Linked DNA regions of Homo sapiens: region 2 is linked to region 1. Evidence: read pairs that join two places in POLR2A ChIA-PET (ENCODE). Cell type or tissue: PC-3. All regions are shown on one strand. Links, peaks and the distances in the headings refer to the core of each region. The heading gives the core; the rest is flanking DNA. Region 1 has its middle 35 kb from the start of OR9G4. Region 2 overlaps LOC105369309 (a long non-coding RNA gene).

Region 1 (2,926 bases), core at 113-2,612:
TGGACTCCAGGATTTGCACCAGTGGTCCCAGGTTCTCAGTCCTCAAGCCTCAGACTTAGAGTTACAACATCAGCTTCCCTGTTTTTGAGGCCTTTAGGCTTGGACTGAGCCATGCTACTGTCATCCTAAGGTCTCTAGCTTGCAGATTATCTGCCTGGGACTTAAACTTCGTAATCATGAACCAGTTCCCCTAATAAATTCCCTCTTAGGCATCTATATCTCTATCTGTGTCTACATCTATCTATCTCTGATAGGTTCTGTCTCTCTGGAGAATCTAATATCTATATTATATTCACAAATTTAAATACGAATGGCACAACTATATTAAGGTTACATAAGTGAGGCTACATACTGCAAAATTCAAAATAAAATCAGTATCCAAAATTACACATAATTTATAGAAATTTTTTTGTATTCTTCTCTATAAAATGGGGATAACATTATCTAGGGCATTGTATTACTATCAAAATTAAATAAGATATTGCAGGAGAGTATTTAGAAGTGCTGGATGATGTTTCTATTCTTGTTATTGCTGATTTTTTTTCTTATTATTATTGATATTCATATAGTCATCTTTATGGATGTTGGAAAGGCATGGGACATCATCTGCTCCTGATTAAAACACAATTTTATTTACCTAGAAATAGAGGAATTCTTCCTAATCATATGTCCCAAGGAGCTACTACTTGTTTATCATGAGAACCTTGTACAGTGTCTGGCACAGAGTAGTTATTCAATAAAAGTTTGTTGAACCCAACGGAGCATAACAGGCTTTTGTTTTCTTCAGATCCATTTGGAAAGAAATGTAAGGAAAGATTAACTATTAATGTTGATTCATCTTTCTCCGGTTTCTCTGTTAGTAAAGATTTCCTCAAAATGACCTTACATCCTGAGTTTTCAAAACCTAATTTTAAATATTAGTTCAATTTCCCAACCCATTAAATTTTGCTTTTATAATGTTTGCTTTCAGTACTCATGAAATATACATTTTCATATTATTTATGAAACATCCTTTTCTCCTTCCTTTTAGTAATCTTAGGTAAGAAATTGTGAAGGAAAAGAAATAACTAATTCAACTGAGTTACTCCAGTGACAACTTTCTGTAGAACTTTTTTCCTGAGAAATTATCAGATTTGTATAAGGATTATATTTTTCAAAACTAAATTTTAATTAAAAAATTACTCTAAGTTTATATAAAATATTTCACTAAGAAATATATTGTATATCTTTAACTCTTAAGTCAACTCTTGTTAACATGCTCTTAGCGAATACAGAATACGTTTAAGGGTAAACAGTATTCCCAGCGAAATAACACTGTCGTGGTTTCTTCTTAAGTTGTTAAGCATTGCCACTAGATGGCAGCATCAACTTATCAATTAAGATAACAAAATTGTCTCAGGTTTCCTTTATTAATTGAAAGCATTACTAAGATGTTAGGCTTGGAATTTTGGAGGGCCGTGAAGTCCAAAGTTTGTGTGTTAAGGTCTATGCACATTTATTCCACAGGAAAGGACCGGAGCTTTCATTAGATCCTCCAAGTTAATGGCACATCAATCTTTAAAATTGCTGATATACTTTCACATTCGTATCTTTCGATTTGTGAAACTAAAATATAAAGTGAGAAAATAAATTTCCAATGACACGTAACAGAACTATGGCATATCTTTTCTAGAAACACATAGTTAAGAGCTTTTGACTCCATCATTGAACATTCTTAATAGCTCCTTATATCACATAACGATCATAAAAAAAGGCATATCATTAGCTGAAAATACTTTCTAGTCTGTCATTTGCTACTTTCCAAATAAATAAAAGTGAGTAAAATATGTATATTTTAAAAATGACTGCTTCTACCTTTTAATATCGACCACAGATTAGAATGTTTAGAATGATTTGTATTTTACTCTAATTATTCAGGAATTTAAAAATATCTAAAAAGTAACTTACTTCCTTTTCATGGGGTAATACTTACATATTAATAATAATGGTAATTGTAAAATGCTACTGTTAATGGGGGTATTGGAACACTCTTTAAGAGAAAATAATATTATAAAACTTTTTAGCAACAGGTGATGTAAGCCCTTTAAAAATTATTTTATTAAAAAAAACTTTGCAAAGTGGAAATTATTCTCATTCAAGAGATAAGAAATCCTGAGGTTCATAATAGTGGAGTGACTTTCCTGAAGCTACATGGGAGGAAATGGCAGACACAGATGTCAAATTAAATTCTGCTTGGTTCCCAAGCTCTTCTTTCTCTTTATTGAAATGTTCACAGCTTTCCTTGGCTAGGGGAGGGAGTTCCCCAACCCCTTTCGCTTCCCAGGTGTGGCGACACCCCACCCTGTTTCTGATCGCCCTCCCTGGGCTGCACCCACTGTCTAACCAGTCCCAATGAGATGAGCCGGGTACCTCAGTTGGAATTGCAGAAATCACCCGCCTTCTGCATTGGTCTCGCTGGGAGTTGCAGACCAGAACTGTTCCTATTCATCCGTCTTGCCTGGGAATCTAGTGCTTCTTAATTGTCAGCTTGTATTTAATATTGGGGCAACTTAAGGCTGTTTAGAAAGAATGGGTATCTGAGTGAAGATTGTACATTTTAGGTTTCACGGTAGAGTGACTCACTGGGCCACTTCATTGAGGAACTCTCAAAGTCAGCATCCTAGTTCCTCTTTACACTTTCATTGAGATCTGTAATCAAATACGGGCAAGTTTTTAAAAACCAGAGCTTTCATGTAATGAAAGGTATGTCTTTCTTTAATCTCAGTATTTTCACAATGGACTCTTGAGGTGATGTGTTTTCAGTGAGTTCAGATTTACATATTGTTTCCGTAACATTTTCAAAATATCTGATATCTGTTGGAATACTCTAGGTTATTCGTAATGACCAACCATCTTCCAATTTCTGAGACTTTAATAAAGAAATACA
Region 2 (2,926 bases), core at 161-2,660, 340 kb before region 1:
TAGCAAACTAACGCAGGAACAGAAAACCAAATACCACATGTTCTCGCTTATAAGTGGAAGCTAAATGATGAGAACTTATGAGCACAAAGCGGGACACAAGAGACACTGGGGTCTACTCAAGGGTGGAGGGTAAGAGGAGGGAGAGGAGTGGAAAAGATAATCATTAGGTAATGGGCTTAATTCCTGGTTGATGAAATAATCTGTAAAACGAACCCACGAATTTACTTGTGTACATACCTTCACATGTACCTCCGAACCTAAAATAAAAGTTTAAAAGAGATATTTATTAGAAATTTACTGGTGATGAGGAAGAGATGGGGTACACAATAGTGTTCAGGTAGACCACCCCTGAGGGCACAAAGCCCTCTTCCCTCTGCCTAATGTTTTTTGAGGATGAAATCTCCTTCCATGGACCACGTAAGAACAGTCTTAGTCAATGCCAAGCACACACACTTTAGGAGTTGTAGTAAGCAACTGAGATGTTGAAGGAGGGAGAAGCAACAAGATGACAATCATATCAAGACAATGACGAGGGCAGGATGAGGGTGCTAGCCACTACTTACATGATGTCTACTGTGAGCCCGGCCTGCCTTTACTTGTCTCATTACCTGTATTAACCCATTCAATTCTGATATCAACCCTTTGAGGTAGGTACCATTATTACCTACGTTTTGCATATGAGGAAACAGACACAGGTAGCTCAATGACTTGCCCAAGTTCATGTAGCAAGTAAGTGGAGGAGCTGAAGTTTGAATTGAAGCAATGAGCTTTATTGTGGTCTTGGACCCATAGGTAGGGGTGGGAACTGCTTTTGATGTGATGTGTATTTCTCTTTGCCTGCATCATATGCCCAGGTGTAGGACTAGTTATTCAGGAAGTTGTACCTGTTTGGTACTTTCATCTATCATTGTGGTCACAAATATTCGGGTGGAGGGATTTTGCTTCGTATGGGCAGTGCAGCTACCTGGGTGTGGGAGGGGAGAGGAAAGGTCCTTCCTGCTCATGTCTACCTTTCTCCTGTTCCAAAGATTTGCCCAGATGCCAATGTCCCCATGTTTACTGCCTTTTCTATGCTCAGTACTTCATTTACACTTGCCTGAGGCACCTCCTGTGTACCTTGTTTACAAATTATTGGCACAGATCTGTGGATGTTCCCTAGATAAGTCATAGCTGCTTGAAGGTAAAGGTCAGTTCTTATTCCTGTCCCTAGATTTCCCACTTCAGGGCTTTGCTCAGTTATTACTGTTAAATGAATAAATGAATGACTTTGGAACCAATGGGTAGAACTAACTAAGAAACCTCCCTCTAAAGTGGAAATACCATATGTGGTAATCAGTTAGTGCTACCAGACACTTCCATCCTCCCGCCTTCCAGGAACATGATAAAATGACATTTCTTCATCTCCTTTGAAATTGGATATGGCTGTGTAACCTGCTCTGGGAAATGAAATGTGAGTCGAAGAGATATAAGTGTTGCTTCTGGGAAAAAGGTTTGAGAGCCAGTGTGCGATTTGTCATACTCTGACATGATGGTGGTAACACTTCAGATAGTGGCTGCCCCACCAACCTGAGTCCAAGTGGCTTGGAGCAAAGCCCCTCAGTGGACTTGTGGCATGGACAAGCAGTGAATTTTTGTAATTTAAACCTCTGGGATTTTAATGCCATTTGTTTCTAGAGTATAACCTAGCTCATCCCGACTGATGTATCACAGAAGATCTTCTGGGAGACCATTCTGAAAATGAACACCACTCTTGCCAAGCATAAAGACAAGACAGAAAGTCCACAGGGAGCTTGAATTAGAGGGAAAGTCCTGCTGTTATTGGTTTAGAATCCAGTTTTTTTAATTTTTTAAATTTTTAAACTTTTTATTTTTTTGAGATAGAGTCTCCCTCTGTCACCCATGCTGGAGTGCAGTGGCGTGATCTTGGCTCACTGCAAGCTCCTCCTCCTGGGTTCAAGCAATTTTCCTACCTCAGCCTCCTGAGTAGCTAGGACTACAGGTACATGCCACCACGCCCGGCTAATTTTTGTATTTTTAGTAAAGATGGGGTTTCATCATGTTGGCCAGGCTGGTCTCAAACTCCTGACCTCATGTTATCCACCCGCCTTGGCCTCCCAAAATGTTGGGATTATAGGCATGAGCCACCGCTCCTGGCCCAGAATCCGGTTTTAAGAATAGCAGAGGAGTGGAAATGAAGCTGTAAGACTGAGTGCAATAGAAATGCTAAATGAATCTGGAAGGGTCACTTGGTCTATAAGCCATGGCTAGGGAGGTGGCAGGGAGCAAGGATGACTGACATCTAAAGCGGAGGATGGATGGGGTTGTGCGGGGGCCACAACTTGTGGTCTGTGTTCTATTCTGATCATATAATATTTTTTAAAATTTTGCATTAATTGCCATTATTTAAAAGTCCAGATTTTTGATGTGTCTGGAACAAATCAGAAGACCAGAATGATGAGATATGCTACTGCCTTTACTGTATACATGCTGCAGGTGCCTAATATCTGTGGTCAGGCCTGCTTCATTTATTGACCTGCCTAAGCCTGGAGCCCTTAGGATCAGAGACCCCTTTATGATTTAGAGGTGGGACATCTCATCTCGATCTACCTTATAGCTATTAAATGTTATTACAGGCAAAACAGTGCACTTTCCTCCTCTGGATTTTGAGAGCAATTGCTCTTTCCGGTGCTAAGACAAGAACTGTCTTATGGTCAGTTTTGAAAGAACAAAGATGCCCAAGACTTTGACACGTCTACGCACACATAAGACAAAATGATTCTGAGATGTGCGACTCAAGTTAGACATGTCAAAACCAGGAGCCTTTAAAAGTAAAAATGGCAGACAAGATCGAAAAGTCTTTTGTTCTGGCTGTTTGCAAATTGGCCATGCCAGTTTTCCCTTTTTGCAAATGGACTGGATTGAGAGA

What was found. Peaks named below come from ENCODE experiments on the same cell type or tissue, not always from the same donor. Only the 100,000 strongest peaks of a DNase experiment are listed, where the experiment ranks them.
Region 2: POLR2A ChIA-PET joins it to region 1 with 7 read pairs; 1 of 35 experiments calls an interaction of 5 or more read pairs at or near these places.

Annotation. Positions count from the first base shown.
Region 1 is chr11:56,782,073-56,784,998 of GRCh38, reverse strand. No RefSeq gene overlaps it. Among named protein-coding and RNA genes, the nearest start is that of OR9G4, 35 kb to the right of the region's middle. In PC-3, for the core only: a CTCF peak has its summit at 1,386 (motif pointing right); a DNase peak (open chromatin) is centred at 1,348.
Region 2 is chr11:57,125,443-57,128,368 of GRCh38, reverse strand. All of the region lies in intron 6 of LOC105369309 (a long non-coding RNA gene), which reads left to right. Among named protein-coding and RNA genes, the nearest start is that of LRRC55, 55 kb to the left of the region's middle. In PC-3, for the core only: no CTCF peak of the experiment used is centred there; a DNase peak (open chromatin) is centred at 1,488; H3K27me3 peaks cover 2,018 bases.